Regions from separate parts of the Mus musculus genome. Here region 2 is linked to region 1. Evidence: chromatin loops called from intact Hi-C (ENCODE). Cell type or tissue: heart. All regions are shown on one strand. Links, peaks and the distances in the headings refer to the core of each region. The heading gives the core; the rest is flanking DNA. Region 1 holds the start of Srsf7 (serine and arginine-rich splicing factor 7). Region 2 holds the start of Hnrnpll (heterogeneous nuclear ribonucleoprotein L-like).

Region 1 (2,802 bases), core at 300-2,799:
GGCTGGGCAGTGGTGGCACACGCCTGTAATCCCAGCACTTGGGAGGCAGAGGCAGGTGGATTTCTGAGTTCAAGACCAGCCTGGTCTACAGAGTGAGTTCCAGGATAGCCAGAACTGCGCAGAGAAACCCTGTCTCAAAAAACCAAACCAAACAAAACAAAAAAATTGATGTAAAAAGATTATGAATACTCTGCCTTCCTTTTTTTGTTGTTCTAAATTCAAAGATAGGGTTTTTCCTATGCAGATCATAGGATTATAATACTATAATACTATGTAACCCAGGCTGGCCTCTAATTATTTTCCTGTCTTAGCCATAACCCCCAACTTTAATGTGGTAATAGCCAAGATTTTTTTTTAGATTTATTTATTTATTTATTTATTTATTTATTATATGTAAGTACACTGTAGCTGTCTTCAGACACTCCAGAAGAGGGAGTCATATCTCAGGATCGGATGGTTGTGAGCCACCATGTGGTTGCTGGGATTTGAACTCCTGACCTTCGGAAGAGCAGTCGGGTGCTCTTACCCACTGAGCCATCTCACCAGCCCCCAATAGCCAAGATTTAACAACTGTGGCATAATAATAATCACTCAATAGCTTATATTAGCAAATGTTAGAATATGTGTTGACCCAAGTAGATTCATTTAAACTCAAATCTAGAGGCTGGGCATGGTGGCATACACATTTAATCCCAGCACTCAAGAGACAGAGGCAGGTGGGTCTCTCTGAGTTCCAGGCTAGCCTGGTGTACCGAGAGAATTCCAAGATAGCTAGGGCTACTCAGAAAGACTCCAATCTTGAAAAACAAACAAACAAAATCCCAAACAAACAAAAAAGTGGAATTAGACTTTATAGAATTGCTATTCCTTCAGAGAGAATACAAATGTTTATAATTATTGCTCAATGCCTTTCAGAGAGAAGCAGATTAGAAGAATATTTCTCTAGCATGAAAAAAAGCTCTGGGTTGTATACATAGTGAATCTGTGGGAGGCCTGGACTGCAGAAGTTCCTGTGGCAAGCAAACACAGGAAGATTGAGGCAGAACAATATACTGTGTAGTAAGACTGAGGCAGAACAATATACTTCACTGTGTAGAGTTTCTATTTTCTTGCCAGAGATTTTTGTTGAGACACTATAATTTTAAATATTTGAAAATCAACATACATATAAATTAGTAGTACTTAAGAGTCTTTGCTTTTAAAAAGGGGGGGAGGGGCTAGAGATATGGCTCAGCAGTTAAGAGCACTGACTGCTCTTCCAGAGGTCCTGAGTTCAATTCCCAGCAACCACATGGTGACTCACAACCATCTATAAGGTATCTGATGCCCTCTTCTGGTGTGTCTGAAGACAGCCACGGTGTACTCGTATAAATAACAAATGAATCTTTTTTTTTTTTTTAAAAGAGTCTCATGCTTTATTGACCAAGAAGGACTCCTTTAGAGAAAGCACTCCACACCTGAATCCACACACAGCAAATGAAAACGGAGATGAAATACACGTACCTAGGAACTTCCTCTTTTATGTGTAAAATTTCCAACCCTTGAGTATTCCAAGTAGTTACGATGTAATGTTTTTTGTTTTTTGTTTTTTGTTTTTTTTGGTTTGTTTGTTTTTTGCTGGTTGATAAAAAGAACTTGGGCTGGTGAGATGGCTCAGTGGGTAAGAACACTGACTGCTCTTCCTAAGGTCATCCCTGAGTTCAAATGATGAGTTCAAATCCCTGCAACCATATGGTGGCTCACAACCACCGGTAATGAGATCTGACTCCCTCTTCTGGAGTGTCTGAAGTCAGCTACAGTGTACTCACATATAATAAATAAATAAATCTTAAAAAAAAAAGAACTTAGCTCTCTTTTTAGAGTTGAATTTTGGCAAATGCAGAATTCAAAGGCAGATTTTAAGCAACTCAGGGAGACTGATACGTATTGAGTGGCTGAGCTGTAAGGTTTTAAGTAAAAATTCACACACAACTTTTAAAAAATCCAAAGCACTAGAAGGGAAAAATAAATTTGTGCTTCAGATGCAAGAATTGTCTCGGCTCAGTATGCTTGCAAACTTTTACAGTTTTGCCACAACTTTAACATTGCCAGAACCCCTTCTCCACAACCCTATCCCTTTGTTTCAGCAAACCCCCAAGTACTCAGATCAAACTAACAAATTAGTGACTCAGTGCAAAAAGGAGAGGTATTATGCAGACTCCCCGGGGGAAGTCATCCCTTTTGAGGCCCGTGATGCAATAACCATTAGACATAACTGTGGAGTAAGGGTTATTTTCACACTGGTCTTAGTTTAATTACCTCTGTTGAGCCTTAAAGATCACTGAACACAGACTAGGCCAGGTACCCCAAAGGTGGCGACCGGGACAGCAGCGGTTAAATTTTACGGACTTTCACAGAACGGTCTAGTGTACCTGTACTTAGGTTACGGTCGCTGTCAGTTCCTAGATTAAAATGAAGAGGTAAAAGGGTTGGGAGAGGTTAGGAGGACCCACAGGGTTCAGGAAAGGGGAAGGGGAGGGGAGGGAGCAGGAGACCGCCGGAAGGCCACAGGTTTATGGGCAAGATCCCGGCGTTCCCATGGAAACGTATCCCTCCGCTCCGCTCGCAGAGTCTCGCTCTAAGTTCCCTCCGCCCCGCCTCTAGGCTGTTTCCGCCCAGCTTCTTTGTGCCGCGCAGAACGTTGACACAACGCATGCGCAGAAAAAAAGAATCCCCGCCCGCCGCCTATATAAGCGCGACTCCGGCCTCTTCCTTGTAGTGCCGCCGGGATTGCAGGCAGAGGAGGTTGCGCAGCCGCTTCCG
Region 2 (2,778 bases), core at 279-2,778, 150 kb after region 1:
AACCCAGTAAGTTGGTCACTGAAATCCATTCGGGGGTGGATTGGGTTGGGGTGAACTGTACTGGAACTAGATTATAAAAATGAACACAGTACCTGCCCTTAAGCACGTCCAGTTTTGTTTTGTTTTAAAACAACACCTTTAGTTATTCAAAGGCCTTTTGCAAATAGAAACAGCTAAAAACCTTAAAACAGTCTTTAGGCTTCACAGAGGAAGTGAGTTGTGGGCTGGAAACGAACAGGATTGTGAGAGTTTCCTATTTTGGAAAATGAAGACGATCATTCAGAACAGTGAGAATAGGGGTTTTAGAGGAAGGTTGAGAATATGTAACTGCAGCAGGGACTTGGATAGGTATGTCTGCAGCAATAGGTCCGGTTTGCAGGTCACCTATGCCCTGCGCAGACCTGTGTGCATCATCTCGCTGGCTCGCCACAGTCAGTAACAGCTAACGGTTGTTCTGTTTAGTTAGTGGCGCAGAGTCCACGCGCTTTCGGGGGCTGTGTGTGGTTAGGTGCGCGGAGATTCTCCAGGTTTCCCTCATCTTTTTAAAGATTCTCCAGGTCTCCCTCATCTTTTTAAAATGAAGAAGAAAAGCATTCAAATTAGCGGGAAGGCGGTTAACACCCACAGCCCCGACTCTGCCGAACGCATCGCCGGCTCCTCACATTCACCCGGTATCTCAGCGGCGGCCAGGGCCTAACAGCGCTAACCGCCACGGGGCTGCAACCGCTGCGGAACCGCGCGCAGCGGGCGTTGCACGGTCCCGACCGGAGCCCAGCGAGAGTCCAGGCTGGGATTCTGACGAGCAGTTCTTCCAGCCAATTGGAAGCCAGATCGACTTTCGCTCTTCCAATAGGAGGCGGAAGTTCGGCAAGGGGGCGGAAACTCTCGGGCCCTGGATCCCATCCCGCCCGGCGGCAGTCAAGGCGGGGTGGAGGCTCCGCCTGAGCGGCGGGGAGCGGATCAGGGAGGAGGGAAGACCGGAAGCCACGGCCCGGCCCCATCCTTACTTTCGCGTCCCCCCCGGGGCTGGGAGCCGCGAAGCTGGCGGAGGGAGAGGCTGGAGGCTGGCTGAGAGATAAAGGGAAGCGTCCCCTCAGCCCGCGCTCCCTTCTCAGTCACGGGCTCCTGGAGCGCGCCGCGGAGGACGCCGGGCCAGCTCAGACCCGCGCCGAGGAGGCGCAGCCCGCGGCGGGGACCGATCAGCGACATCTGAGGCCCGTCTCCCGCGCCGTCTCCACCGCCGCCGCCATGTCCTCCTCCTCCTCCTCCTCCCCCAAGGAGGAGACGTACGAGGAGGACCGGGAGTTCGAGAGCCAGGCCAAGCGCCTCAAGACCGAGGAGGGAGAGATCGTCTACTCGGCCGAGGAGAGCGAGAATCGCCAGGAAGCGACGCCTCAGGCGGGGAGCGATAGCGACAGCGGCGGCGGCGACGGAGGCGACGGAGACGGAGGCAGCGGCGGCGGCGGCGACGGCGAGGAAGGCGAAGGTGGAGAAGAAGGCGACGAAGGCGACGGCGATGAGGGAGGGAGCGGCGGCGACGAAGGTGGCAGCGGCGGTGGCCCTCGGAGCATGCCCCTGTCCACGGTAACAAAGCGCGGCGCCGCGCCGCGTCCCTCCAGCAGGGCCCGGCGGCGGGGGTTCGGCCTGGCCGCCTTTGCCGCTGCGTGCACGCCGAGCGCGTAGCTGGCGACTCGGACTGATTCTTTCCTTTATTGCCCACGATCCCCGAATCCCGAATGCCGGCTTTGGGTGGGCTTGGGGTGCCGGGCCTCCCGGAGTCCGGGCCCTGAACTTGGGGAGGGTAGCGGGGTGGGGGCGGCGGGGGCGGGCGGGTGTCGCTTCCGCTCCGGGAGGCTGCGCCGCGCGCCCTCGGCGGGATCCGCTCTTTGTTAGTTGAGCAACTCCGGCTCCGAGGCTGTGCTGGGGACCCGGCCTCCCCGACCCGCATCATCCTCACGCTGGGCAACCATAACGGGAAGGCTCTCGTGGCCTCGTCTCCGTGGGAACCGCGATGCAATGACAAATTGCGCCCTCGTGCTCTCCCCGTAGTTTAGCCCTCGCTAGTTTAATATCTTTCTATAGAAAAGGCTTTGTGGGCATGGGGTTCATTCAGGCCAGGCAATGGCCAAGATAAGTTTTCTTGTTACAGAAATGAGTGGGCCGGTGATCTAAGTGTGTGTGTGTGTGTCTGTCCCTGCTGTCAAATAAAAGGCGTTCAGATGACGAGAGTTCTTCATTCATAATGTACTTCAAGTTTGTCCCCCACAGAAGGAAATGAATGCAGAGCTGTGGGAATTCAGTCACACATTCCTCGAGTCCTCCTTTATCAGAAACGTTTAGCTGGAGGCTGGAGGAATGTGGACAGCGCAACCCACAACTTCAGTTCCATGGAGACTTTAAGGAAACAAACCAATCCGAACGGTTTTGACTCTTTTGGGGGCCTTTAAACGGTCTTGACGACTTAAGATATTATTTAAACACTTAATACATTTGAGATCAAATCTTAGCAGAAGTTGACGAAGTTATGCACACCTTCCAAAAATTAAGGTGTTCCAACCCTTTTTAATCAGAAGCCGCTTATCTTTCTAAAGTTCGAATTTTTGTTGGTCTAGCTTAAATAAAAAAAAAGTTACATGTATGGGTTCATAACAAGTACCCATGGCAGCCTAGTAAGGTTTTAGTGTTCCTTAGAGGTAGAGTTACAGGTAGTTTCATTGCGACTCACCAGATTCGAGTGCTGGGAGTCAAGCTCTTGGGCTGTCTTTGCAAGAGCACTGT

The links. A loop is a pair of places that touch in the nucleus more often than their neighbours do. Peaks named below come from ENCODE experiments on the same cell type or tissue, not always from the same donor. Only the 100,000 strongest peaks of a DNase experiment are listed, where the experiment ranks them.
Region 2: a loop joins it to region 1, with 3.0 times the contacts of the local background. A loop is called at or near these places in 2 of 42 quality-filtered maps.

The regions. Positions count from the first base shown.
Region 1 is chr17:80,207,258-80,210,059 of GRCm38, reverse strand. Srsf7 (serine and arginine-rich splicing factor 7) reads left to right here and starts at 2,755. Exons shown (of 8, transcript NM_146083.2): 1 at 2,755-2,802. It also overlaps a transcript of Gemin6 not described here. In heart, for the core only: a CTCF peak has its summit at 1,346 (motif pointing left); a DNase peak (open chromatin) is centred at 2,689; H3K4me3 peaks cover 910 bases; H3K27ac peaks cover 966 bases.
Region 2 is chr17:80,060,463-80,063,240 of GRCm38, reverse strand. Hnrnpll (heterogeneous nuclear ribonucleoprotein L-like) reads left to right here and starts at 973. Exons shown (of 13, transcript NM_144802.4): 1 at 973-1,584. The coding sequence starts at 1,249. 4933407O12Rik reads right to left here and starts at 1,019. Exons shown (of 2, transcript XM_006525248.3): 1 at 669-1,019; 2 at 1-568. The coding sequence starts at 1,001. The coding sequence ends at 443. In heart, for the core only: a CTCF peak has its summit at 1,645; DNase peaks (open chromatin) are centred at 920 and 1,880; H3K4me3 peaks cover 2,500 bases; H3K27ac peaks cover 2,500 bases.